Linked DNA regions of Homo sapiens: regions 1 and 3 are each linked to region 2. A link is a loop called in an ENCODE intact Hi-C map of the cell type or tissue named here. Cell type or tissue: adrenal gland. All regions are shown on one strand. Links, peaks and the distances in the headings refer to the core of each region. The heading gives the core; the rest is flanking DNA.

What was found. Hi-C counts contacts between places; a loop is a spot of excess contacts. Peaks named below come from ENCODE experiments on the same cell type or tissue, not always from the same donor. Only the 100,000 strongest peaks of a DNase experiment are listed, where the experiment ranks them.
Region 1: a loop joins it to region 2, with 2.4 times the contacts of the local background. A loop is called at or near these places in 60 of 110 quality-filtered maps.
Region 3: it touches region 2 in a loop (3-fold over the local background); 52 of 110 quality-filtered maps call a loop at or near these places.

Annotation. Positions count from the first base shown.
Region 1 is chr16:15,817,530-15,828,688 of GRCh38, reverse strand. It overlaps MYH11 (myosin heavy chain 11), which reads left to right. Exons shown (of 41, transcript NM_002474.3): 3 at 5,278-5,434. Among named protein-coding and RNA genes, the nearest start is that of MYH11, 34 kb to the left of the region's middle. In adrenal gland, for the core only: a CTCF peak has its summit at 6,657 (motif pointing right); a DNase peak (open chromatin) is centred at 6,598.
Region 2 is chr16:15,757,313-15,768,471 of GRCh38, reverse strand. MYH11 (myosin heavy chain 11) reads left to right here. Exons shown (of 41, transcript NM_002474.3): 10 at 4,581-4,676; 11 at 7,814-7,932; 12 at 8,744-8,896; 13 at 10,472-10,645. LOC124903651 (a long non-coding RNA gene) reads right to left here and starts at 7,136. Exons shown (of 2, transcript XR_007065005.1): 1 at 7,040-7,136; 2 at 5,722-6,890. It overlaps LOC124903650 (a long non-coding RNA gene), which reads right to left and starts at 9,537. Exons shown (of 2, transcript XR_007065004.1): 1 at 9,343-9,537; 2 at 8,745-9,249. RefSeq lists a silencer at 2,266-2,560 and enhancers at 10,037-10,670, 10,671-11,159. In adrenal gland, for the core only: no CTCF peak of the experiment used is centred there; no DNase peak of the experiment used is centred there.
Region 3 is chr16:16,190,934-16,197,883 of GRCh38, reverse strand. It overlaps ABCC6 (ATP binding cassette subfamily C member 6), which reads left to right. Exons shown (of 31, transcript NM_001171.6): 11 at 4,962-5,054. Among named protein-coding and RNA genes, the nearest start is that of ABCC6, 29 kb to the left of the region's middle. In adrenal gland, for the core only: a CTCF peak has its summit at 2,844 (motif pointing right); a DNase peak (open chromatin) is centred at 2,823.

The DNA of each region.
Region 1 (11,159 bases), core at 3,671-8,670, 60 kb before region 2:
CCCGACTAGCTGGGATTACAGGCGCCTGCCATCATGCCTGGCTAATTTTTGTATTTTTAGTAGAGACGGGGTTTTGCCATGTTGGCCAGGCTGGTCTCGAACTCCTGACCTCAAGTGATCTGACCTCCTTGGCCACCCGAAGTGCTGGGATTACAGCTGACTGAGTGTCTACCCTGTCCCTGGCACTGTGCGGGGTGCAGGAGATACAGTAGTGTGTGGGTCACAGTCCAGGAGGTAACATTTAGGCAGAGCTCTAAAAGAGGAGAGGGAACCAGCTGTGGGAAGATGAGGGGAAAAGTGTTCCAAGTGGAGAGAACAGCATATTGAAGGCTCTAAGGTGGCAAGACTTCCCTCTCGTGAAATGAAGGGAGCATAGTAAGAGTCACTAAATAACATTGATTGAGCACCTACTACATACCAGCCGCCATGCTAAATGCTTTTCGAGCATTATCTCGCAGCACATCTATGAAGGGCTTGTTCGTATGCCTCCCTGTTTTGTAGATGAGGATAAGTGAGACTCAGAGAGGTTAAGGGACTTGCCCAGGGTCACACAGCGAAGAAGTAGCAAAGTGAAGGTTCAAATTCAAGTACCCCATACCCAGTTCTGAGCCCTTAGCCACTGCCCTTTACTGCCTCCAGGTCAAGGGCTTGAGTGAGGACAGGTTGGGCTGTAAATGATACCTACATTCAAAAGGGGCGTGGCAGTGGACATGGCCCCAGAGGAGCTGGAGATGGAGTCGAGGCCTGAAGGAGGGTGGGGCTTGATTGACCTTTGTTCAGGTGACCACAGACTGGGCTCTTCTCTTTGGGAGGCTTGTCCTGGGGACAGGGGACACTGATTGAACAGGAAATAGCCCCTGGCCTGGCTCAGTGTAGTCCACTGAGTACCTACTGCCGCCGTGCAAGGCCCCCAGGTCACGGAGGTGAAGTCAGGCTGTCCCTGCTCCCAGGAAGCTGTATCATTAATTTATTCCCCTGGCATGCATTTAGCAAGCATTTAGTTAGCACCTATTCTATACCAAGGCCTGTGCTGGGACTGAAGAGGAGAAAGGGGGTTCCCCGGACTCAAGGCACTTGCAGCTGGTGTTTGCAGGATGGGTGGGAGGGTCCTGGGTGATGGAATGGGGAAGAGGGGTGTCCAGGCAGGCAGCCCCCCACTCCCAGCCCCACCAGGCTGGATGTTGCTCCTGGGCCCCGCTTACCTCTAACCCTTGCTTTGCTTCTCCATTTCGGTCCGATGGAGCCGCTTATACCAAGCTGCTTATAGTTCACCCCCACGGACCCCGTGTCCTGTTTTTCTGCCCATGTCCCTGCTTTGTCTTGAGCTGGTTAACACCTTGTTGTCCTTTAAGACTCAGTGCAGGGAATACCTCCCCACCTGGAGGTTTCCCTGACCACCCCCAATGTGGGTTAGGGCCTTCCCTTCCTTGTTCCTATCATTCTCTGTTCTTACGACGTGTTTTAATGTACTTGTCTCCCCCTCTGATTTAAGTTCTTTAAGGGCAGGAGCTATCATTGATTTCTTTATCTCCAGCCTCTGACACAGATGTGGTATATAGTAGGTGCTCAGTAAATGGTTGATGGCTATTTAGACAGGCATATGTTGACTCATTCATTCTCCTTTTAGGGGATGGTGAGAACCTCCGTCTCCATCAATCCTGTTTCCTTTTTTTTTTTTTTTTTTTTTTTTTTGAGATGGGTTCTCCCTCTGTCACCCAGGCTGGAGTGCAATGGCACCACCTTGGCTCACTACAACCTCCCTCCACCTCCCAGGTTCAAGTGATTCTCCTGCCTCAGCCTGCCGAGTAGCTGGGACTACAGGCATGTGCCACCATGCCCTGCTAATTTTTTGTATTTTTGGTAGAAACAGGGTCTCACTGTGTTGCCTAGGTTGGTCTTGAACTCCTGAGTGTGAGCAATCTGCCCTCCTTGGTCTCCCAAAGTACTGGGATCATAGGTGTGAACCACTGCGCCCAACAATCCTGTACCTTCAAAGAATATTCCTCTGCAGCACCCCCAGACATTACATACCATTGTCCCTGAGTGGACTGAGCCCTGGAAGGACCTTCCCACTCTCTCTTTTTCTTTCTTTTTCTTTTTTGAGACAAGGTCTCACCGTGTCACACAGGCTGGAGTGCATGGCACAATCACGGCTTACTGCAACCTCAACCTCCCAGGCTTAAGCAAACCTCCCACCTCAGCCTCCCAAGTGGCTGGGACTACAGGTGAATGCCACCATGCCCAGCTAATTTTTAAATTTCTTATAGAGATGGGGGTCTCACTGTGCTGCCCAAGCTGGTCTCAGACTTCTGGGCTCAAGCAATCTTCCTGCCTTGACCTCCCAAAGTGCTGGGATTACAGTTGTGAGCCACCACACCCAGCCAGACTTTCCCACTCTCTAATTGGCTCCAGCCCTTGACTAAAAGGCCCTTGAGGGCTGGGATCCTGTGTTTTTTTAATGTTCTAATGTAGTCCCAGCACCTTTTGCATGGCATCTGGGACGTACAGAATGAATGAATGAATGAATGAATGAATGAATGAATGAACGAACGATCAGTAGTTTCTGTTTCTGTTGGATGGGCCTAGGCTGGATAGCATAATGGACCATGCTCATACCTGGGGGCGGGCCAGGCTGGGCTTGGTGCTGCCAGGATCTTCTTTGGTGACCTCGGTCAAGTCACTTAACCCTCTGTTGCTTGGTTCACCCTAGCTGTAACTGAGAGATGGATCTGTGGTTCTCCCTAAGTCACTTGCAGGGAAGAGGATACGCTTTATGGCCATCAGAGTCTTGGGCAGTACTGATGTTTATCGTTTGGGGAAAGCAGTTCCTGTGAGACGGGTTGGAGCCTGTCTCCTGAACTGTGACCTCAACCATGGGAAAATCTAGTATCCAGTAAGGAAAAATCATGACAATAGTGCCTTACCACGTACAGCATGGCGGGACTCGCCTTGTGCCTTGACTCCTCCGTCCCTGATCTGATTATTTTCAGATGCTCCTATTCACCCAGTAGGAGAGGACTGCTATTTTTTAAATGGTAAAGTGCATATGACATAAAATTTACCATTTTAAACATTTTAAAGAAAACAGTGCCATTAAGTGCATTCACAATGTTGTACAGCTATCAATTTCAAGACAGGGTCTTGCTCTGTCACCCAGGGGCTAGAGTGCAATGGTACAATCATAGCTCACTATTACCTTGAGCTCCTGGGATCAAGCAATCCTCCTGACTCAGCCTCCCAAGTAGCTGGGACTACAGGTGATCACCACCATGGCCAGCTATTTTTTTTTTTTTTTTTTTTTTGTAGAGAGGGGGTCCGGCTGTTGTTGCCTGAGCTGGTCTCAAACACTTAGCCTGAAGCAATCCTCCCACCTTGGCCTCCCAAAGTGCTGGGATTACAGGCATGAGCCACTACACTTGGCCCCAGAGCATTTTTATAGCCTCAAAAGGAAACCTTATACCCATGAGCAGTTCCTCCTCATTTCCCACCTCTTTCCAGCCTCTGGGAACCACAAGTCTGTTTTCTGTCTCCATGGCTTTGCCTACTCTAGACACTTCACATAAATGAGATGATAGAGTACGTGACTTTTCGTGCCTGGCTTCTTTCACTAGGCATATTTTCAAGCTTCATCCACATTGGAGAGCTCATGTCAGTGTTGGTCTCTGTTTTGCAGATGGGGAAGGTATTAATGATCAGGAGCAGGCGCTGTGGGGTAAACAGGAGTTCTAGTTCCCAACTTCCCTCCAGCTGTGTAACCTGGTGACAACCTCACCATGCCTCACTTTGCCCTCCTGTCAAACAGGCGGTGGGGAAATCACTGTTACTGAGTAGTTGTGAAGATGCCACGAGGAGATGCCTCTGCCATCTTCTAGAGACTGAGTCACTGGGGTTTCTTCTTAGATATGGACATTGGGAGGTCCCAGAAAGAGATCAGAGGGTGGTGGGAGGAGAGAGAGCTTGGAGGATTATTACCTTTTCCTCCCTCCCTCCTGGACCACAGTTTTGGCAGCTGTGTTTCTGTATGACTGCGGATCCCTCTGGACAGCCCCTTTTTAGGGGTGTGTGGCTTTCTATGCCTCCAATGTTCAGTTAACGACATTCCCTCTCTGGCTGAGTGCGGTGGTTCCCACCTGTAATCCCAGCACTTTGGGAGGCTGAGACTGGCGCATCACCTCAGCTCAGGAGTTCGAGACCAGCCTGGGCAATATGGTGAAACCCTGTCTCTACAAAAAACAAAATAAAAATTACCTGGGCATGGTTGTGCACACCTGTGGTACCACCTACTTGGGAGGCTGAGGCGAGAGGATCACTTAAGCCCAGAAACTCAAGGTTGTAGTGAGCCAAGATCACCCCACTACACTGCAGCCTGGGCGACAGAGCAAGACCCTGTCTCAAAAAAAAAAAAAAGTAAACAACATTCTCTTCTGTTCTTGCTCTTCAGACTTAACTGCTCCCGTCACTGGTTGGGTTTCTTTAATTCTGCACACATATCTGTAAACACTTTCTTTATTAAATGTTCCTGAGTTAATATCTTAAGCACACTGTTCATTTTCTGTGCCACCTGTTAAATGATGAGCATTTAATATGATTGTCAGCATCCAAAAAAGATCCTGCGTAGTGCTTAGTTCGGTGCCCAACACATAGTAAGTGCTCAATGAACGGTGGCTGTTATTTAAGCCAGTGAGGTCCGGGGAGGTAAAGTGGCAGGTCGGAGGAGTGGAGCTGAGATTTGAACCCAGAGCTCTTCAAAACTCCACAGTTTGGCCAGGTGCAATGGCTCACAACTATAATCCCAGTGCTTTGGGAGGCTGAAATGAGAGAATTGCTTGAGCCCAGGAATTTGAGACCAGCCTGAGCAACACAGTGAAACCCATGTCTCTACAGAAAATATAAACATCAGCCAGGCCTGGTGGCGCCCGCCTGTAGTCCTGGCTACTCAGGAGGCTGAGGTAGGAGGATCACCTGAGTCCAGAAAGGTCAAGGTTTCAGTGAGTCACGTTCACACCACCGCACTCCAGCCTAGGTGACAGAGTGAGACCCCATCTCAAAACAAACACAAAACCCCCCACAGTTGCAAAATAAAACATAGGCAGCTTGGAAACCCACTCTCGCCCTTTCTCCTCTTCCCACGTACCTGGAATATCAGTGAGGCCCAGGGTTTCCACTAAGACTCCAAGCTCCAGTTTCCCCATCTCTAACATGAGAATATTGAGTGCTTCTGTGCAATCTGTCTACCCTGGAGGAGGTCTGGAAGTAAGCTGGGTTCTCTGTCTGCAGACGTACTCTGGCCTCTTCTGCGTGGTGGTCAACCCCTATAAACACCTGCCCATCTACTCGGAGAAGATCGTCGACATGTACAAGGGCAAGAAGAGGCACGAGATGCCGCCTCACATCTACGCCATCGCAGACACGGCCTACCGGAGCATGCTTCAAGGTGAGTGAACTCAGGGCTGCACGGGGCCAGCTCCAGGGAGCCCCTCCTGTCCTGCTTGTCTGCAGTTCTTGCCAGGAATGTGGAGTTTGGCAGGCACTGCGAGGGACCAGGAGTTACTGTGGCTGAAAAAGGGAAAAAGCAAAAGGAACATCTGTGTTTGCAGCCTGGGAGGGTGAGGGAGAGCCAAGAGCTTGGGCAAATACGGGCATGGGCCCGCTCCAGCTCCAGCTCCGGGGCTCGCTGCCCAAGGTCCCCGTCGGGCCAGCTGTCTGCAAAGGATGGAAAGAGGGTGGGGAACAGCCCTGGGGCTGAGCCATTGTGGTCTGTGTTGACACCTACCTGTCCCTCAACCCCTGTGGGACTGTGGGTAAATATCTTTTCCTCTTCAGCCTCAGTTTCCTCATTTGTCAAAAGGGGTGATAGTCTCTATCTTGTAGCTTCTTGTGAAGATTGTTAATGCTGGTTTTTCCAAACTTAAGACTTGTGCCTATTACTTTCATGTTTATACGTTATTATTTTTACTATTGTTTTATTATTTTTGAGACAGGGTCTCACTTTCTCGCCCAGGCTGAAGTGCAGTGGTGCCATCTCGGCTCCCTGCAACCTCCGCCTCCTGGGCTCAAGCAATTCTCCTGCCTCAGCCTCCCAAGTAGCTGGGACTATAGGTGTGGACTGTCATGTCAAGCTAATTTTAAAAAGGTGGGTTTTTTTGTTTTGTTTTTGTTTTGTTTTGTTTTGTTTTTGGAAGTGACAGGATCTTGCTATACTGGTTGGTCTCAAACTCTTGGCCTCAGGCGATCCTCCCACTTTGGCCTCCCAAAGTTCTGGGATTATAGGCATGAGCCACTGCACCCAGGCCTTCTCACCTTCTATTTAGAACACTTTGGAGCCCCTGAAATAGCCACCCCCAAGTCAAACAGAGGGACTAGGCAGTTAATGCAAACAAGTGTACCAGGTCAGGCGAAGAGTACAAGAAACTCGAAAACTCACACCCCCTCTGAAAGGGCACCAACAGGTGGGAACCCAGGGATCTGAGTTGGGAGTTGAGAGGAGCCCAATTCTGGAAGTTCTTGAGGCCGGAATCCAGGTGTGCCTGAGAGATGCCACGACCCCGCCCCCAAGATAGAGGGACTCAGGTATAAGTGCCCCAACTTTCTGACAGTGAGCCAGACTCCACAGGTAGGACCAGAATCTTGGCCCTTCTAGGCAGGGCCTGCCATTACCTCCAAAGACCAGCAGGTGGAGCCTTGCAAAGGCAATCTTGGAGCTGTAATCTCAGGTTGTAAAGTGATGGCTCCTGGAGTCAGGTATCTGTCTTTTTTTTTTTTTTGAGACGGAGTCTCGCTCTGTCGCCCAGGCCGGACTGCGGACTGCAGTGGCGCAATCTCGGCTCACTGCAAGCTCCGCTTCCCGGGTTCACGCCATTCTCCTGCCTCAGCCTCCCGAGTAGCTGGGACTACAGGCGCCCGCCACCGCGCCCGGCTAATTTTTTGTATTTTTAGTAGAGACGGGGTTTCACCTTGTTAGCCAGGATGGTCTCGATCTCCTGACCTCATGATCCACCCGCCTCGGCCTCCCAAAGTGCTGGGATTACAGGCATAAGCCACCATACCCAGCAATTCCTGGTTCTTTTCTGGAGCTGAGGTCCCACTAAGCACATTTTAATCTAAATACCAAAAAGAAAGAAAATTCTGTTAGCAAAGGAGAAGGAGGGGGAGCGACAGATGGGTAAGCATTTCTACAGTGCTCTGAAAAAATTTATTTGTAACTTGAAAAAGTCTTTAATATTGTATATTCATTCTAGAAAAACTTAAACATATATTTAAGTAAAAGAGAACTTGCTGGCACCTATGATTCTATCATCCAAAACTCATCACCATTAACATTTTGTTACGTGACCTTTCATTACACTAACTGAACTAAATGGCATGAAATGAAGGAAATTTTTACTATCTGAAGATAATTCGTTCCAGAAAAAGATCACTTAAAACAGAGACCAAAGTTTCACTGTAGATAGTATGTGTGTGGAGGAGGGAAAGAGAGTGGGCAAAATATTTGACTGAGCTTGAAAAATGACATTGCAGGCCAGGCACAGTGGCTCACGCCTGTAATCCTGGCACTTTGGGAAGCCCAGATGGGTGGATTGCTCGAGGTCATGAGTTCGAGACCAGCCTGGGCAATATGGCGAAACCCTGTCTCTACAAAAAATACAAAAATTACTTTGGTGTGGTAGCACATACCTGTAGTCCCACTTCTTGGGAGGCTGAGGTGGGAGGATCGCTTGAGACCAGGAAGTGGAGGTTGCAGTGAGCCGAGATCACGCCACTGCATTCCAGCCTGGGTGAGAGAGCCAGACCTTGTCTCAAAAGAAAAGAAAAGAAAACCAACATTGCAAATTATAAAAATAGGTTAATTTCAGCTTACATGTAATAAGAATTTTATTTTAATTACAAGTAGGTGCTAATTTGTAGATTCAGTATAAAATGAATTAAGAGTGGGTGTGGGGTTTTTTTCTGTAACTTTTTCTGGGCTGAGGGATGAAATCATGTGAGCATAAAACGACATCTTCATGTCATGCTTGACTTCTGCAGCCCGAGCTAAAAAGGATCATTCTTACAGATTTATTTGATGGGTCACCAGTTTTCCTAAGGGCTTCTTTTACTTCTTTAGTGTTTAAGTCTCTCAAAGCCCCTGTGGTCTTAGCGTTCATTCAGCTGTGAATTGCCCTGAATCTTTTTCTTTCTTTTGTCTTTCTTTCTTTCTTTTTTTTTTTTTTTTTCCGGATGGAGTTTCCCTCTTGGTGCCCAGGTTGGAGTGCAATGGTGTGATCTCAGCTCACTGCAACCTCCACCTCCTGGGTTCAAGCGATTCTACTGCCTCAGCCTCCCAAGTAACTGGGATTATAGGCATGTGCCACCACACCCGGCTAATTTTGTATTTTTAGTAGAGATGGGGTTTCACCATGTTACCCAGGATGGTCTCGATCTCCTGACATTGTGATCTGCCCGCCTCAGCCTCCCATAGTGCTGGGATTACAGGCATGCACCATCACACCAGGCTAATTTTGTATTTTTAGTAGAGATGGGGCTTTACCATGTTGGTCAGACTGGTCTTGAACTCCTGGCCTCAGGTGATCCTCCCACCTCGGCCTCCCAAAGTGGTGGGATTACAGGTGTGCACCACCACACTTGGCCCCTGAATCTTTTTTTTGGCCTTTCCAAGGCCACTGACTTTGCCAGTCACTGCACCTTGTTTTCCAGAACTGCCACTTTGTTTTGTGTTCATATCATGATGGTGGCTATTGATACCCAATAATTGGCAAGGTGAAGCCACTGAATCGTCGGAGAAGGAGGTTTCGGTGGAGTTTGATCGCTCTTGTAGTCATTGAAGAATACTTTTGTGTTGTGGGGACTTTTGCTTTCCTAGACCAGCAGTCCCCAACCTTTTTGACACCAGGGACCAGTTTCATAGAAGTCAGTTTTTCCATGGACCGCAGGGGAGAGATGGTTCGGGATGATTCGAGCGCATTACATTTATTGTGCACTTTATTTCTATGATTACATTGTCATATATAATGAAATCATTATACAACTCACCATCATGTAGAATCAGTGGGAGCCCTGAGCTTGTTTTCCTGCAACTAGACGGTCCCATCTGGGGGTGATGGGAGACAGTGACAGATCATCAGGCATTAGATTCTCATAAGGAGCACACAGCCTGGATCCCTCTTATGTGCAGTTCACAGTAGGGTTGGTGGTTCTATAAGAGTCTAATGCCGCCTCTGATCTGAGAGGAAGCAGAGCTCAGGCAGTAATTGGAGTGATAGGGAGTGGCTGTAAATACAGATGAAGCCCACTACTCACCTCCTGCTGTGCAGTACCAGTCGGTGGTTTGAGATGCCTGCGCTAGACCACCTCTTAACTGTGAGGCAATGTTGTAATTGACAAGGACACCCTGTGTTCATATATTTGATTCCTCATGGTCTCTAGGTTTTAACACAAAATTGCATAGTCAGCTCTCTTGAAACTACTTAGAAATGCTCACTTGACACATAGTAAGCTCCAATAGGAAATGACTATCATGATTGAGCACAGCAGCATGTCTTCAGTCCTAGCACTTTGGGAGGCCAAGGCAGGAGGATCACTTGAGGCCAGGAGTTAGAGACCAGCCTGGCCAACATAGTGAGCTCTTGTCTCTACAAAAAAATAATTAGCTGGCCACAGTGCGTGAGTCTGTAGTCCTAGCTACTCTGGAGGCTGAGGCAGGAGGATGGCTTGAGCCCAGGACTTCAAGAATGCAGTGTGCTATGATCGTGCTATGGTACTCCAGCCTTGGCAACAGAGTAAGACCCTGTCACGAAAGAAAGAAAGAAAATGAAAACCGTGAATATGCACATCCATAAAAGATAAACTCTTTACTTAATTTAAATGTTAACCAACACCTGCTATGCCCTCGTCTATTTTGGCATGACCTGGTGCTTTCTGGCAAATCATTGATGGCGGACTCCAAAAATAAAAAGAATCGGGCACGGTGGCTAACGCCTGTAATCCCAGCACTTTGGGAGGCCAAGGTGGGGGGATCATGAGATCAGGAGATCGAGACCATCCTGGCTAACGTGGTGAATCTCCGTCTCTACTAAAAATACAAAAAAAACTAGCCAGGCACAGTGGCAGGCGCCTGTAGTCCCAGCTACTCAGGGGGTGCTGAGGCAGGAGAATGGTGTGAACCCAAGAGGCGGAGCTTGCAGTGAGCCGAGATCACGCCACTGCACTCTAGCCTGGGCAACAAAGCGAGACTCCATCTCAAAATAAATAAATAAATAAAAAATAAAAAGAATGTCAAAAATAATGGAGAAAAATTTAAGCTTGGGAAGAATTCCGTTCACCTGCTTAATTTTTTCTCCATTCCCAAGTAGGAAATTGGTTTTTGTGAAGAAACACGTAGGCCCAGTGTGTTGACTCCATTGATAAATGGCACGATCTCATTCTGTTAAGTCACTGGGCTGCGATCCACACTAAGCTTACCATGAAGGTGGAGAGAGAAAGCTAGCACATGTGGCTTCTTCCTTGAGTTCTTCATGGAAAAGATGGGGTGTGAAAAGGCGGGATTGAGGAGGGATGGGTAACACACATGCACTGAATATAAGATGAAGCATTGCAGTTGTGTCACATAGACAGTAAGTTCCTGAGGACCTATAAACTCCATCCTTCTTGCATGTGCATCATTGTATCTCCAGCACATTTTCTGGTGCCTGGCACATAGTAGCTGCTCAGTATTTGTTGAATCAATGAATTATTAGAGTTATTTATAGAAAAGAACCTACCAGGGTCAGGATGGATGGGGTGGGTTATTTGAGAGAGGTGGGGCTTTATAAGCCTCGAAGAATGGTTTGCTAAGGTGAGAGAAGGGGGCAGGGATGGCTTTCTAGCCAAGAATAATAAAAGCATAAATGTAGGGGTGAGAATGGGTATGATGAGTGTGGCAGGAGCTGGTTTAGAGGGGTTGACTAGTATACTGTGGCAGGGAGCTCAGAGCCAGAGCTCAGCCCTTTGCTGCCTCACAGGAGTTGGGAAAATGGGAGGGACTTTCTAAGAGATACTTCACAACATGGCACCCTCCCAAGTGGAAGCCAAGCCCCTTGAGGGTATGGGAAGAGAAGCTGATATTTAAAATATGTATCTTATATCTGCATATGCATAAATTATGTCATGTTTATTTTTTAAAT
Region 2 (11,159 bases), core at 3,283-8,282:
GGGCCTATGGAGAAGGGGGTGGGTCAGGCTTCAGGCTGGAGCTTCATGAGGCTCCAAGTGACCAGGGGACACCAGGATTTTCCCCACCACATTGGGTTCTGCAGCCTTGAACTCCTGGCCTCAAGATATCCTCATGCGCCACCATGCCTGGCCTGGTTATACTGCTTCTAATGTATTTTGAAGATAAAAAATAAAATCACCTAAATTGTCCATCCTGTGTATCCCTGGTGGTACACATGTCTGATGTTGGAAAGTCCTGTTTCTTATTCCTCAGCAAGAAGAGAGGTGTAAGGCCACTGTAAAAAATTAGCACAAACTTGATGCCTTAAAACAACAGGAATTTATTCTCTCCCAGTTCTGGAGGCCAGGGTTCTGAAATCAGGGTGTCGGCAGGAGCCGGGCATAATGGCTCATGCCTGTAATCCCAGCACTTTGGGAGGCCAAGGCAAGAGGATCGTTTGAGGCCAGGAGTTCAAGACCAGCCTGAGCAACATAGCAAGACCCCTTCTCTACTAAAAATTTAAAAAAAAAAAATTTTTTTTTTTTTAAAAGACAAGATGTTGGCAGGGGTTGTTCCTCCTGGAGGCACTGAGGGAGATCTGTTCCTTGCCTCTGTCCTGGCTTCTGGTGGCTCTGGCTGTTCCTGGCTTTTCCTTGGCTTGTCTCACTCCAGTCTCTGCCTCATCCTTCATGTGGCATTCTACTCTGTGGGTCTTCTCTTCTGTCCATCATAAAGACACTTGACATTAAATGTAGGGCCCACCAGGTTAATCCAAGATGATCTCATCTTGAGATCTTGTACTTGATTCCATCTGCGAAGACCGATTTTTTCCAAAATAGGCCACGTTCAGGCTGGGCGCGGTGGTTCACGCCTGTAGTCCCAGCTCTCAGGGAGGCAGAGGCGGGAGGATAGCTTGAGCCCAGGAGTTCGAGACCTGCCTGGGCAATATAGTGAGACCCCGGTATCCACAAAAAGGAAAAAAAAATAAATGTAACCCCCCAAATTAGGCCACATTCACAGGTTCCAGGTGGACATATTTTAGAAAGACCAACATTCAACCTAATATAGGTGGCTTCCACTCTTTATCACCTACTAGGCCAGGCCCTTGCTCAGCATCTTACAAGACCTAAACTTCACGAAGCAGGTACTACTGTTACCATCTCCGTTTTGCAGATAGGGAAACTGAGGCTCATGGGACTTATTGAGACTCATGTAGAGTCTCTATCCTCTATTCATCCATGATTCATCCATCAATCCATCCTCTATCATCCATCTATCCTCTACTCATCCTTCCATCACCCATCCATCCATCACCCATCCGTCCATCCATCTACCCACCCATCCATCCATGAACCCATCCTCTATACATTTATACATTCATCCATCCATTCACCCTCCATCTGCCATCCATCCATCTCCCTCCCTCCCCATGTGTATCTGGACCCGGAACTAGGATTTGGAAATTCAGAGATAATGAGATTTATAAGAAGCAAAGCTGGGATTTGAACTCAGGACTCTCTAACTGCAGAGCGCGTGCTTTGCACCAGCACACCAGGATGCTGCCAGCCGTCACCACCCTTGCTGTGTTGTGTCTCCTCACTGGTTTACTTCTTTGCTGTCTGCTAATTCTGCCCCAAGGTTCATCTCTTATGGCCTGGGAGTGGTGGCATTCTTTTGTCATTTCTGGAATTACATTTAACTATACCAGAAAGTGCAAACCAATGGTTCCTGAGCCCACAGGAGAGATCGGCCACTACAACCTTCAAAATTTTTAGAAATTGGTTCCTAAAGTTTAAATATGGGTAGGCCGGGCACTGTGGCCTATAATCCCAACCCTATGGGAGGCCAAGGCACATGGATCACTTGAAGTCAGGAGTTTGAGACCAGCCTGGCCAACATGGTGAAACTCCGTCTCTACTAAAAATAGAAAAATTAGCCGGGTGTGGTGGCACACGCCTGTAATCCCAGCTACTCTGGAGGCTGAGGCAGGAGAATTCCCCTGAACCTGGGAAGCGCAGAGGTTGCAGTGAGCCGAGATTGCACCAATGCACTCCAACCTGGGTGACAGCAAGACTCAGTCTCACACACACACACACACACACACACACACACACACACACACACACCAAAAAACATGGGTACACTTCACATAAAAACTCTGGGTTTCCATTATCTAGAAAAATCAGAAGTTCCAGCAACACTTGGCTTATATCCCCTGTGGCAATGACGGAGTAGCTGCTGGCCCCTTCAGATGGGTTTGTGGCCTCCTTGGGTCCCCACAGTCCTCATTAGTTGGCTTTGTTCATTTAGACCAGTGGTTCTCTGCCAGAGGTGAGTTTGCCTCCCAGGGGACATTGAGTAGTATCTGGTGACATTTGTGGTTGTCACAACTCTGTCAGGGTAACCACCACTGACATCTAGTGGTTAGAGGCCAGGGATGCTACTAAACTTCCCATGATACCCAGGACAGCTCCCCACAATAGAGAATTATCTGGCCCCCAATTTCTGCAGTGACAAGATTGAGAAACCCTGAGTTGGCCGGCTCGCCTGGGCTGTGCAGGCATTTCAGGAATCTTTAGTTTAAATTGACACTTTTAAAACTGTGAGTGCAACTCTTCATAGTTTACAAAGACTCTTTCATAGATGTTATGGTTAAAAGGAAGTGTGTTTCCAAGCCCTGTCAACAGCAGCTTCATTCATTTTGGGGAGAAGGCTTTCTACCATAGTAAGTGGGAGCAAATGGATGGGTGGTCAGCAGCTGGGTCCTTTTGCTGAGCTGGGCCAGGGACCCCATGGCGTGAGAATAGCTGTTGTGAAGGGCCTTGTAATGTCTGGTTTGGCCTGAGGAACCAGAGAAGTCTGGGATCTCTAGGCTTTGTTCCTGGAACATAGTGACTGATTTGAAGCCAGAACTCTGGGTGATTTGTACCTGAGTTAAGCTAAGCCAAGAATTTGCATTAATCATCATCCATCCATTCATCCATCTACCATCCATCCATCATCTGTCCATCCATCCATTCATCCATCCATCATCCATCCATCAATGCTGTATCCATTCCTCCATCAATTCTCCATCCATCTATCCATCGTCTATCCATCAATCCTCTGTCCATTCCATCTATCCATCTATCCTCTATCCATCCATCCATCATCCGTCTATCCTCTATCCATGAATTATTCATCCATCAATCCATCCTCTATTCATCCATCTATCCTCTACTCATCCGTCCATCATTCACCCATTCATCTACCCACCCATCCATCCATCCGTCCATTCATCCATGAACCCATCCTCTATCCATTTATTCATTCATCCATCCATCCACCTTCCACCTACCATCCATCCATCTCTCTCCCTCCCTCCCATGTGTATCAGGACCTTGGAATAGGCTTTGGAAATTCAAAGATGATTAGGGCAGGCCCTCCACTCTCCAGAAACTCATGGTCTTATGGGGATTTCAGACATAGAAACTATTTTAACAGTAACATGGCCTGAGTATGGAGTCAGAAAGGTTCCAAGTATTCTGGGAACACAGCGTTTTTGTTTGGAGACACCTGGACAACAAGTGGAAACAAATGTATATCTTCTTCATCCCAACATGGGCATCTGTTACACCCAGAAGAGTATGTAAGAAGCACAGGGTTTTTATTTCAAAAATCCTTTTATTGACATATGATTTACATGGAGAAAATTGTGTATGCCATAGCGTGCAGTGCAAAGAATTATTATAAACTGAACACGTCTGTGTAACTAGAATCCATTTTAAATAAGACAATGCCACCAGCCCCATGGAAGCTCCCACATGCACCTTCTAAGAACTTCCCTCAATTAAGGATAATCATTATCCTGACTTCTAACAGCATCGATTAGTTTTGCCTCTTCTTGAATGGACGGTCTATATATGGACTTAGACAGTATGTTCTTGTTTCCATCTGTCCTCTTTTGTTCGGTATTTGTGTCTGGAAGATATGTCAGGGTTTTTTTTTTGTTTTAGAGACAGGATCTCCCTACATTGCCCAGGCTGTATCAAGCTCCTGGCTTCAAGCAGTTCTCCCACCTCAGCCTCCCAAAGTGCTGGGGTCGCAGGCATGAGTCACTATGCTGGCCCCAATACATCAGTTTTGATTTGTGGTAGTTGTAGCTCATTCATTCTCACTGTTCTGTGGCAGGGGTTGCTAACACATTTTTCTGTAAAGGGTCAGATAGTAAATTCTTTAGCCTTTGTAGGCCAGACGATCTTTGTTGCAACTCATTAACTCTGCCAGTGTAGCATGCAAATAGTTACAGACAATATGTAAATGAATGAGTATAGCTGTTTTCCACTAAAACTTTATGTATAATAGCAAGCAGTGGGCCAGATTTGGTCCATGGGCTGTAATTTGCCAGTCCCTGCTGCGTGGCATTCCATTGTAATGCAAGGTTTTAAGCAACCATATGAAAATATTGAGCTCAGAATCTAGTTTCTTCAGAGGAAAGATGTAAGCTGGCTCTGGGTCCCCAGTGGCTTTAGGCTCCAAAACTCCAGGGTACCTTGGCATTGACCTTTGTGTCTGCTCTGCCCTTCTCTCCCCACCTCAGCCATATTGAAGGTGGTATCATCGGTCCTGCAGCTTGGAAATATCGTCTTCAAGAAGGAAAGAAACACAGACCAGGCGTCCATGCCAGATAACACAGGTACTTGCCACTTTTTCCTGATGACCAATGACTTTGGGGTTGGGGGGGTGGGGGAGGTGACATTTAACCACTGGTTATTTTTCAAGGTGAAGGTATCTGGGATTTTAACAACAGTTGGACTAGGTTCTTATCACTCACTTTTTCAAACTTTTCAGTGCTCAAGACCCTATGTGGAAAGTTATTGAATCAGAGCGCAGGGATTAAAAAAAAACAAACCTAATAGTTTTATTTATTTGTTCTTTTTTTTAAATACAAAATTTTACAAGTTTTAATAGAGACGAGGTCTCGCTGTGTTGCCCAAGCTGATCTTGAACTCCTGAGCTCAAGTGATCCTCCCACCTTGGCCTCCCAAAATGCTGGGATTACAGGCAAGAGTCATCACGTCCTACCCCTAATAGTGACCAGACAAGATCCCGAGGGACCATCTCTTCTAAAATACCCCACTTAATTGTTTTGTTAAAGAAATATTTCTCAAGCCCCTGCAATATGCCACTGGGATACAGCAGGAAATGACACAAGAATAGCTCTTCTTACGGTATCTGTGGTCGTCTTGGGGAGACAGACCTCAATTGCCCTGAGAATTAGGGGTGCCAGATAAAATACAGGATGTCCAGATAAATTTCAATTTTAGGTAAACAACAAACCTTTTTTTAAATTTTAATTATGTCCCTTGTAACATTTGGACCGTGATTATACCAAAAGAGTATTCTTGTTTATCTGAAATTCAGGTTTAACTGAGCATCCTGTAATTTTCCCCCTAAATCTGATAAACCTACCCACAAATAAACAGTATTTTGTGTTTTGAGAAGCTGGCCTGGCTACCACTATGCTTGTTGGTGGCTGAGCTGAGAGCAAAACTTAGGTTTCTTATTTCCCAGCCCAGGCTGTATATTGTGTTGCTTTTTCCCGCTCCCTAGAGCCCACCTTGATCAAACCTGTTGCAACCGCTTACTGGGTTTACCTTGCCCACAGCCTAGACAGAGCCAATTAATCAAGACAGGGGAATTGCGATAGAGTAAGAGTAACTCACGCAGAGCCGGCTGCATGGGAGAACAGAGTTTTATTATTACTCAAATCAATCTCCTTGAGCATTCGTGGATCAGAGTTTTTAAGCATAATGTGGTTAGGGGGAGGCCAGTGAGTTGGGGGTGCTGATTGGTTGGGTCAGAGATGAAATTACAGGGAGTCGAAGCTGTCCTCTTGCCCTGAGTCAGTTCCTGGACAGAGGCCATAAGATCAGATGAGCCAGTTTCTCGATCTGGGTGGTGTCAGCTGATCCACCTGGTGCCAGGGTCCGCAAAAATATCTCAAGTACTGGTCTTAGGTTTTACAATAGTGATGTTATCCCCAGGAGCAATTTAGGGAGGGTCAGACTCTTGTAGCCTCCAGTTACAGGACTCCTAAACCATAATTTCAAACCTTTGGGCTAATTTGTTATTCCTACAAAGGCAGTCTAGTCTCCAGGCAAGAAGGGGGTTTGTTTTGGGAAAGGGTTCTTGTGTTTTAAACTATAAACTAAGAGGCTAGGCGTGGTGGCTCATGCCTGTAATCCTAGGATTTTGGGAGGCCCAGGCAGGTGGATCACTTGAAGTCAGGAGTTCAAGACCAGCCTCGCCAACATGGTGAAACCCCATCTCTACTAAAAATACAAAAATTAGCCAGGCGTAGTGGCAGGCGCCTGTAATCCCAGCTACTCAGGAGGCTGAGGCAGGAGAACTGCTTGAACGCAGGAGGCGGAGATTGCAGTGCGCCGAGATTGTGCCACTGCACTCCAGCCTGGGTAACAGAGTGAGACTCTGTGTCCAAAACATAAAAAATAAACTATAAACTAAGTTCCTGCCAAGTTAATTCGGCTTACACCCACAAATGGTTCAGTGGAGCTTGGAGGTTAGAAGCAAGGTGGAGTCCGTTAGGTCAGATCTTGTTCAGTGTCTCAGTTATAATTTTGCAGTGGCAGTTTCATTCTCAGGTGTTTGTTATGTATTAGAGTCCCTAAATCTGGCAAATTAATGGAATCCGGATGCCAAGGAAAGACCTCAGGGAAAGAGAAATGAAAAAGTGCTCTTGCCAAGAGATGGGGAAAAAAAAATCCTAAAATCACTCTATTTACTCTGCCTTGCACATGCAAAGCAGCATGTAATGCTATTTTCATGTTAAGGGACCAGCTCGTGGTCACACCACTGCACTTCAGCCCGGGCGACAGGAAGACTGCATCTCAAAATAAAAGAAGAGCATTTAGGTTGACTCTAGCATTTTGCTATTGCAAACAATGCTGCAACACATATCCTAGAAGGGTGAAAGAAATATTTATTGAACAGTAACTGTTCAATAAATGTTACTATTAATAACTATTTAATACTTACTAAGTAACTGTTAAATAAATCTCAAGGGCCAGTGGCTCACGCCTGTAATCCCAGCACTTAGGGAGGCCGAGGTGGGCGGATTGCCTGAGTTCAGGACTTCGAGACCAGCCTGGGCAACACGGTGTAACTCCATCTCAACTAAAATACAAAAGAAATTAGCTGGGTGTGGTGGCAGGCACCTATAATGCCAGCTACTCGGGAGGCTGAGGCAGGAGAATTGCTTGAACCCGGAAGGCGGAGGTTGCAGTGAGCTGAGATCGCGCCACTGCACTCCAGCCTGGGCGACAGAGCGAGACTCTGTCTCCAAAAATAAATAAATAAATAAACAAATAAATAAATAAATAAATCTATCTATCTCAGGGACTTTACATACTTTACCTTATTTAGTCCTGGGTACCAACAAGGTACCGAAGAGCTGACCCTTTTTAAAGCTGAGAAAAGCAAGATGCTGGGAGGGTAAAGAGCTTTTCCAAAGTCACATGACTTGGAAGTGTGAAGGGACAGGGACTTGAAACTAGAACTACCTGACCCTAAACCCCCAACTGGGGCCTGCTTCAGCCCACCCCAATCATTGCCTCTCAGCAAAATACTGGGGAGTGTGACCACTAATGACAGCAGCCTTTAGGACACTTCAAGCTATATTCATGGTCAGCGGGTCCCATTTCCCCAAGAGAACCCGCTGTATTCACAGATCACAAATATCCCATGCGATGTGTCTTCTTGCCAAGCTATTTCTTTTGTGATGCACTCACGATGTTTCTTTTCTCCATCCAGCTGCTCAGAAAGTTTGCCACCTCATGGGAATTAATGTGACAGATTTCACCAGATCCATCCTCACTCCTCGTATCAAGGTTGGGCGAGATGTGGTACAGAAAGCTCAGACAAAAGAACAGGTAATGATGTACTTATCACTTATCCATCCATGCACCCACCCATCCATCCATTCATCCATCTATCCACCTGTTCACTCATTCATGTATTCATTAATCCATTCACCCATGGTCTGCCTCTGCATCTGTCCATCCATCCATCTTTCTACCCACTCATTCATCTGTCTGTTCATCCATCCATCCATCCATCCATTCATCTGCCCATCTATCTGCTCACCCATCATCTCTCCATCCCTCACTCATCCATCTGTCCATCCATCCATGACCCAGCCATCTGTCCATCTGTCCGTCCATCCATCACCCATCCAGCTGTCATTCCATTCATTCATTCATTCATTCATCTGTCCATGCATCCACCCATCCATCTCTTTATCCCTCATTTATTCAATACTAGAATATTCACAGTCCCATGTCAGGTTTTGTTTGTTTGTTTGTTTTTTGTTTTTGAGCCAGAGCCTTGCTCTGTTGCCCAGGGGGGGGTGCAGTGGTGCCATCGCAGCTCACTGTAGCCTCTGCCTCCCAGATTCAAACGATTCTCCTGCCTCAGTCCCCCAAGCAGCTGGGACTACAGGCATGCACCACAACGCCTGGCTAATTTTTGTATTTTTAGTAGAGAAGGGTTTTTGCCTTGTTGGTCAGGCTGGTCTTGAACTCCCGACCTCAAGTGACCCACCTGCCTCGGCCTCCCAAAGTGCTGGGATTACAGTGTGAGTCACTGCACCCGGCCAAGAATAAAAATCTTCACCACCAGCCTGGCTTATGTGAAAATGGAGCCCATTGAGAATAACCGGGTTCCCCTGGTTGCCCTCTGCAGGCTGACTTTGCTGTAGAGGCTTTGGCCAAGGCAACATATGAGCGCCTTTTCCGCTGGATACTCACCCGCGTGAACAAAGCCCTGGACAAGACCCATCGGCAAGGGGCTTCCTTCCTGGGGATCCTGGATATAGCTGGATTTGAGATCTTTGAGGTACAGCTCGGTGGGATCCTAAGAGCCATGGTCTTGGTTGTCTGAGATGGGCTTTTTCTTGGAGGAGTCATGATTTTGGAGAAAGGCATGTAGATGGCTACTGTAGGGTAGGAGGCTGTCTAGTTAAGGGTGGATCATTGAGGGTATAAGAGACAGAAATCCAACAGGAAATGCATTGGTTTCTGGAACTGAGAAGGCCAGACATGTAGCTGGATCCCGTAGGCAGGGTCTGATCTCCCGCCATCGTTCTCTCTCTCTCTCTGCCTTCCTCCATATTGGCTCCATTCTCAAGCAGGCTCTCCCCTCACGGGGGCAAGATGGCTGCCACAGCTCCAGACTGCCTCTCAGTAATCCTGGTAAAAAAAAAAAAAAAAAAAAAGCACATATCTCTTTTCTAACAGTTCCAACCAAAATCTTGGAATTAAGTCTCACTGACTCTTACTCACCTGAATTGGGCTACATGGTCACCTCCAAGCCAAGAACTGTTTGCAGGAGCTTGCAATACCTCATGTAGTAGAAACATGGATATTGGATCCTTTACCCATGGGTTTGAAGAAAGTTCTCAGAGAAAGGGAAGGTTTTTTTTTTGTCTTGTCTTGTTTTTTTTTTTTTGAGACAGAGTCTTGCTCTGTCGCCCAGACTGGAATGCAGTGTCACAATTTTGTCTCACTGCTGCCTCCGCCTCCTGGGTTCAAGCAATTCTCTTGTCTCAGCCTCCTGAGTAGCTGGGACTACAGGAGTGTACCACTGTGCCCAGCTAATTTTTTTTTTTTTTTTAGACAGAGTCTCGCTCTGTTGCCCAGGCCGGAGTGCAGTAGTGCAATCTTGGCTCACCGCAACCTCCGCCTCCCAGGTTCAAGTGATTCTCCTGCCTCAGCCTCTCGAGTAGCTGGGATTAGTGCCACCATGCCTGGCTACTTTTTTTTTTTTTTTTGGTAGAGACAGAGTTTCACCCTGTTGGCCAGGCTAGTCTCAAACTCCTGATCTCAAATGATCCACCAGCCTCGGCCTCCCAAAGTGCTGGGATTACAGGTATGAGCCACTGTGCTTGGCCAATTTTTGTATTTTTAGTGGAGAGAGGTTTCGCTATGCTTGCCAGGCTGGTCGCAAACTCCTGACCTCAAGTGATCCTCCCGCCTTGGCCTCCCTAAGTGCTGGGATTACAATCATGAGCACTACACCCAGCCAGGAGGTTTTAAGATTGATAGATGTCCCGAAAGAAGTGTACTACCGAGTCACTTTCTCTCTGCGCCTCTGTTTTCACATCTGTAAAATGTTTCCACATCTGTACATGCAGTAGCGTGCCTTACGAGGTTTGTCCATCCATAGATGGTTGTGCAGATGGAGGAGATAAGCATCTTTAAGGTGTGTGAGGGCCATGTGATATCAACTTCACCAGCCCTGGTGGACTCTAGGCAGCATGTTTTGGGGCCTCAGCCCTGTCTGGGTGCTGGGATGGCAGAACAGGATGTGGGCGGGCCATGGGGGCGCTGTCGGGTGGAGCTTCTGTGGGGCTCCTTGTCTTCTGACTTCATACCAAGATGCTCACGCCCCGCCCCCACGCCATGTGCTCAGGTGAACTCCTTCGAGCAGCTGTGCATCAACTACACCAACGAGAAGCTGCAGCAGCTCTTCAACCACACCATGTTCATCCTGGAGCAGGAGGAGTACCAGCGCGAGGGCATCGAGTGGAACTTCATCGACTTTGGGCTGGACCTACAGCCCTGCATCGAGCTCATCGAGCGACCGGTGAGGGGCACGTGGGCGTGCGGGGCTCCGTCACACCTTGTACACGTGTGTGGCCTCTGTGGAGCCGACGTGGACCCCACACTCTCCCCATGCACATAGCATTCCCCCACCCAATCCATCACCCAGTCCTGAAAGGCTGTAAGCTGAATCCTTGTGAACTCTTACAATTTCCATTAACCCACATTTTCATATCAAAGGTATTTTCTTTAATTTCTGCCTTCCTTCCATCCTCTTTTTTCTTCCTTTTTTTCTTCCCTACCCTCTTTCCCTTCCCTTTCCTTCTCTGCCATTGCTTTTTTTTTTTTTTTTTTTTTTTTTATGACATGGTCTGACTCTGTTGCCCAGGCTGGAGTGCAGTGGCACAATCTTGCCTCACTGCAACCTCCACCTCCCTGCCTCAAGTGATCCTCCCGCCTCAGCCTCCCAAGTGGCTGAGACTACAGGCGTGCACCACCACGCCCACCTAACTTTTGTATTTTCAGTAGAGACAGGGTTTCTACTAATTAGCCGGGCC
Region 3 (6,950 bases), core at 1-5,000, 430 kb before region 2:
TTAGGGCAAGTCTGAGGCTGTGGGAGAACCAGGTTGGTGTCAGAGAGGCACATGAAAGGTTTTACCCTTGTTCTGCCTTCATCACCCTGGATTCCATTCCTGGTGTAGAAGCTCATAAGGCTTCCTCCCCTCTCCCTCTGCCCCAGCCTCCTCCTCCTGCCCCCCTCCTCTTGCACCCCTCCCTGCACCCTCCCTCCTCCTGCATCTCTCCCACCTTCTGCCCACGCACCCCCTCCTCTTCCTGCACCCCTTCCTTTTCCTCCTTCCCCCTCCTCCTCCTCTTCCTCTCTCCTGCTCCACCTTCTTCTTCCTTTCTGCTCCCTGTCATCTTCCCTCCCACTTCTTCCCTTCTCCCTTCTTCTCCTCTACCGTCCTCCCTCTCTTCCCTCTGCTCTTCCCTCTCCTTCTCTTCCCTTTCTTCTTCCTCTCCTCCTTTTTCTCCTCCCCTTCCACCCCCATCTCCTCCTTCTCCTCCTCCTCCAATCCTGTCTCAATTTGCCTACTATTGTCTGATACGATGGGAAAAGTCCTCAATAAGGATGACCTTCACTTGACCTTGGGCAGGAAGTTCACCCTCTCTGGGCCTCAGTTTCCTCTGTAGAAAGATGATGATGATGACGTTGATACTTCCCCATGTGCTATTAGGGTACCCAGTAGGCAAGTTAACCATGTTTTGAAGTTACCAGTAACCCTGAGGCACCACCATAGCCACTGTCCACAAAACACAAGAGGAGAACATTTTAGGGGGAAAAATTGCTACTTAGTGTTCAAAAAACACAAAGTAGCCATCAGGAAACAACCAAACAAAACAAACAAAACATTTACTTTCCAACTTCATTCCTTTAACGTTGTGGTATAGGATTTTCTTTTTTTAAATTAAAATCAGACTCTGGGCCAGGCACAGTGGCTCATGCCTATAATCTCAGCAATTTGGGGGGTGAGGTAGGTGGATCACTTGAGGCCAGGAGTTCCAGACCAGCCTGGCCAACCCCGTCTCTACTGAAAGATACAAAAATTAGCCGGGCATAGTGGTGGGTGCCTATAACCCCATCCACTCAGGAGGCTGAGGCAGGAGAATCGCTTGAGCCTTGGAGGTGGAAGTTGCAGTGAGCTGAGATAATGCCACTGCACTCCAGCCTGGGTGACAGAGTGAGACTCTGTCTCCAACAAATAAATAAAAGTAAAAATAAAATTAGACTCTGTATCGGGAACTGCCTAGGCTCAAATCCTCCTTCTGACCACTTATCAGTTGTGAATCTGTGTGCAAGGACCCTACTCTCTCTGTGCCTCCTGTTCTTGTCTCCAACGTGAGGATCATAATTAACAGTAGCACTCCTGCCCCAGAGGGGCTGAGGCATTAAACGAGCCCATATGTAGAAAGCACTTAAAAGGGTGCCGGGCACACAACTGCACCCTGTAGGTATTTGTAATATTATCATTAGTTACTTTTCCATAAAGGATAAGACAGTAGATGCTTTTTACACTGGAGGCCACACCATCTCTCCTGCAAATATTCATCTCTGCCCTTGGAGTGCAGAAGTGGCTGTAGACCATACTAAGCAAACAGGCATGGTATTCCTCCAATAAAACTCTATTTATGGATGCTGACATTTGAAGTGCATATCATTTTCATATGTCGTGAAATAGTATCCTTTTGATTTTTTTTTTTTTTTTGAGACAGAGTCTCACTGTGTTGCCCAGGCTTTGGTGCAATGGCACAACTTCGGCTCACTGCAACCTCCACCTCCCAGGTTCAAGCAATTATCCAGCCTCAGCCTCCTGAGTAGCTGGGATTACAGGCGTGCACCACAACATCTGGCTAATTTTTGTATTTTTAGTAGAAACTGGGTTTCACCATGTTGGCTGGGCTGGTCCTGAACTCCTGACCTCAGGTGATCTGCCCACCTCAGCCTCCCAAAGTGCTGGGATTACGGGCATGAGCCACTGTGCCTGGCCTTGTAAAAACTGTTAATGGCATTTTGATTGTAATTGCTGAATATTCCAAAAAAAACTCGAATGCTCATGCATATGATTGTTTTTGCTAAGGCTAGGGGCCAGGACTTTTTCCAGTGTCTTCACCTTGTATTCCAGGGCCTTGCAAACAATAGGCAGGTGCTTAGCAATTACAACATAAGGCACTCAGACAGGGCTTCATGTGCAGTACATAAATGTCATCATTAGGAAGAAAGAGAGGGAGAGAGGAAGAACATGGGAAAATTCAGGGCAATTGATCAGGTTGACCCCACCGTTGCTAAAAATCAGATGAGACCAGGCGGGGCACGGTGGCTCACGCCTGTAATCCCAGCACTTTGGGAGGTGAAGGCCGGCAGAACACTTGAGGTCAGGAGTTCAAGACCAGCCTGGCCAACATGGCAAAACCCTGTCTCTACTGAAAATATAAAAATTAGCCGGGCATGGTGGCATGTGCCTGTAATCCCAGCTACTAGAGAGGCTGAGGCAGGAGAATCACTTGAACCCGGGAGGTGGAGGTTGCAGTGAGCTGAGATCACATCACTGCACTGCAGCCTGGACGACAGAGTGAGACTCCTTCTAAAAAAAAAAAAAAAAAAAAAAAAAAAATTAGATGAGACCAACAAGATATCCATAGATAATGCACCATGTTACTTTGCTTGTGTACTTTTCCTGCCTCTTGGTAGACAGTTCCTAACATCACCGTGAGGTCTTGGTGAAGGAGGAGTGGACACTGAGGTTGCTACAGTTTAATGATACCATTTTTCCCCCAGACAGAGATGTTCATCTTCTGCTCACATTCCTTGAGTGTTTTTCCAAGCCCTGCTGTGGGCTGGTGTTTACCCTCTGCGCCCTTCTCCATTGAGCCACTAGGTAGCGCCATTGCCGCATAAATGAAACAAACTGGCCCAATGTTAGAAAATAGTGTTCCCAGGCCAGGTGGGGTGGCTCAAACCTGTAATATCAGCACTTTGGGAGGCTGAGGTGGGTGGATCACTTGAGGCCAGGAGTTCGAGACCAGCCTGGGCAACGTGGTGAAACCCCATCTCTACTAAAAATACAAAAATTAGCCGAGTGACACATGCCTGTAATCCCAGCTACTCAGGAGGCTGAGACAGGAGAATCGCTTGGGAAGCAGAGGTTGCAGTGAGCCAAGATCATGAGACTGCACTCCAGCCTGGGTCACAGAACAAGAATCCATCTCAAAATAAACAAACAAATAAATAAATAAATAAACATAGTGTTCCTAAGGACTGAGACGGGAAACTGAGGCACACAGACTGGAGTTGGGGTGGGGCTTGTCAAGAGAATGGGTCCAAATAACCTGTGCAGAAATCTCAGAAAGTCACAGCAACTTAAAAATCATTTATTCTACCCCCCACTTCCACATTTTCCAGATATAGAAACCAAAGCCGAGAGGGGGAAGATAACCATCCCAAAATCACCACGTTGGTGGGGGAGCAGGGTTGCCAGAGAAAACACAGGACATTCAGTGAAGTGTGAGTTTCAGACAAACGGAAGAATTTCTCAGTGTATGTCCCAAATATTTCACGAGACTTAGACTAAAACCTTATTCACTCTTTATCTTCAAATGTAACTGGGCATTCTGTATGATGATTTACTAAATCTGACAACCCTTGCGAGGGATGAAATGAAGATTAGGAAAATAATTAAACGCAATAAGAGAAAATGCCAAATGAGAACAACTCTATTCCCATTTTGCAGACAAGAGAATTGCACCTAAGGGAGATGACTTGCCCCAAGGCCACACTCAAAACTCTCAGGGTCAGGATTTGAACCAGGTCCCCTGATTCCATAGGTCTCAACTTTACTGTTGTGGCTGGGAACACCCCCCAGTCCCACTCGTGTGTGTGCACAATCTGTCTTGAATATAACTCTCTCCCTATCGTGTAAGAGGGCTGTTTCCCTCCCTGACATTGAAGGACCCCACCTTCAGCAGGCATCTCCTGACACAGCAGACCCCATGAGCACAGATCCCTGGGACCTGGTGGCTGCCCTTATCAGATTCCCTGACATCCCCATCTTAGGACCCAAGTCTGACCACCTTCGGGGTCTGCAGCTGTGTTACAGAAAAGGGGTCCTGATCCAGATCCCAAAAGAGGGTTCTTGGATCTCGTGCAAGAAAGAATTCAGGGCGAGTCCATAAAGTGAAAGCAAGTGTTTGTTTGTTTGTTTTTTGAGACGGAGTCTCACTCTGCCACCCAGGCTGGAGTGCAGTGGTGCGATCGTGGCTCACTGTAAGCTCCGCCTCCTGGGTTCAAGCTATTCTCCTGCCTCAGCCTCTCGAGTAGCTGGGATCACAGGTGCCCACCACCACACCTGGCTAGTTTTTATATTTTTAGTAGAGACTGTGTTTCACTATGTTGGCCAGGCTGGTCTCAAACTCCTGACCTCAGGTGATCTGCCCGCCTCCGGCCTCCCAAAGTGCTGGTATTACAGGCATGATCCACCGTGCCCGGCCAAAAGCAAGTTTTTTAGTAAAGTAAAGATCTAAAAGAATGGCTACTCCATAGAGAGAGCAACCCAGAGGGCTGCTGGTTGCCCATTTTTATGGTTATTTCTTGATGATATGCTAAACAAGGGGTGGATTATTCATGCCTTTCCTTCTTAGACCATATAGGGTAACTTCCTGATGTTGCCATGGCATTTGTAAACTGTCATGGCGCTGGTGGAGTGTAGCAGTGAGGATGACGGGAGGTCACTCTCGTAGCCATCTTGGTTTTGGTGGGATTTGGCCGCCTTCTTTACTGCAACCTGTTTTATCAGGAAGGTCTTTGTGACCTGTATCTTGTGCCGACCTCCTATCTCATCCTGTGACTTACAATACCCTAACCGTCTGGGAATGCAGCCCAGTAGGTCTCAGCCTCATTTTACCCAGTCCCTATTCAAGATGGAGTTGCTCTGGTTCACGTGCCTCTGAGAGCTGGGCTCCTCGGGATCTCCTGACATCCTGCCCCTTCTATCCCCAGCTCCTGGGGCCCTCCGCCCTCACTGCCATCGCTGTCTTCCTGAGCCTCCTCCCTCTGAATTTCTTCATCTCCAAGAAAAGGAACCACCATCAGGTTTGGCTTTTGGGAAAGGGACGGACCAGGCAGGAAGTAGGGAGGAAGCCACAGGTCCTGGTGTGGGAGATGCGGAGGGGAGAGCTGAGTGCGAGCCCACGGGTCTGGCTTTGTTCTTGTCGTCTGTGAGCTGCCCATCACTCAGACCTGCACCCCCTCCCCCTATCCTCTCAATGGACAGTGGCTCCGTCCCTCCAATGTTCAGGCCACAGGCCCTGGGTCAGTTCAATGCCTTTTTCTCTCACATCCCATCTGTCAGCAGATTTGCTTGGCATCACCTTCAAAATGCATCCAAAATGTCACACTTCCCAGCATAGGCTCTCCGAACCCCATGATCTCTAACCCAGGTCACAGCAGCAAGCCCCTGGCTCACTCCCCGCCTCTGCCCTCAGCCTCTCTCCACTCCCAGCCAGAGGAGACCTATGCAAACCAAATACGTTGTACCCCTCCTCTACTCAGACCCACAGCGGCCCCATTTTCCTCAGACTGAGCCAAAGACCCCACAGTGGCCCACCAGGCCCGCCCTGAGCTGGCCTTATTGCTTCCAACCTCACCTTCTACCCATCTCCCCTCCTTCCCTGCCTTTCCCCACACATCTCCCATCCTCAAACCTGCCCGATCTCACACATCCCTGCAGGCCTTCGCTTTAGCTGTTCCCTCCACCTGGATCACCCTCACTCCCGAAGATCCTCTGTCACCTCCCTGCAGTCAGGGCGGCTTCCCTCACCACCCTCCAGCAAGGAAATGGCACGTCCATCCCTCCCCTCCCAGCAGCAGCCTCTCCTTTGCCTGCCCTGGGATTGTTTTTGCTTTTTTCCCCCCACAGCACTTCCCACAACCTACAGGGTCCTACAGGAAGCACCCGGCAGGGTTGATTGCCTTGTTTTCCTTAACTGGAAGCTTTGCAACAGCACAGGCCACTGATTGTGGCCAACTCGGCATCTAGTTAGTGCTTGGCAGGCAGAAGGTTCTCAGTAAGTGTTTGTGAACTATGGAAGAAAGGAGGGAGGGAAGAAGGAAAGGAGGAGAGGAAGGAGGGAGGGGAAGGAGAGAAAAGGAGGGAGGGAAGGAAAGATAGGAAAGGGGAGGAAGGACAGAGGGAAGGAGGGAAGGAAAGAATTGAGGGCGGAAGAGAAGGAATGAGGGAGAGAAGGAAGAAAGGGGGGAGGGAGGGAAGGAAATAAAAGGAAAGAGGGAAGAAAGCAAAGGAAAGAGGAAGAAAGGAGATAGGGAAGGAAGGAAAGAAAAGGCGGGAAAGAGAGAGGGAGAGATGGGGGATGGAGGGAAGGAACTTATTTCCTCTCTTGGCCCAGCTGTCCCAGTGTCCGTCTGTCACCTGGGCTGTTTCTTCAGCCTCCTGCGTGGACTCCTCTAAAACATTCTAGGCTGGGCACAGTGGCTGACACCTGTAATCCCAGCACTTTGGGAGGCCACACCTGTAATCCCAGCACTTTGGGAGGCCGAGGCAGGCAGATCACCTGAGGTCAGGAGTTCAAAACCAGCCTGGCCAACATGGCATAACCCTGCCTCCACAAAAAATACAAAATTTAGCCGGGCGTGGTGGCGGGCGCCTGTAATCCCAGCTACTCGGGAAGCTCAGGCAGGAGAATCGCTTGAACCCAGGAGGCGGAGGTTACAGTGAGCCGAGACCACACCACTGCACTCCAGCCTGGGCGACAGAGGAAGACTCGGTCTCAAAAAGTAAAACCTTCTCCAGGCAGCTGCCCCTCTGATGATGCCCCCCGCCCCATGGTGAAGCACAGGAGACCCTGAATTCTTCTGCCTGACTTTAAAGTGCCAAGTGACCCTGCCCACACGCTCCTCTGGTCACACTGAGTGTCCTCTGAGTCATGCTATTCCCTGTGCCTGGGTTTTAGGTGCCCCCGCCACCCCCCT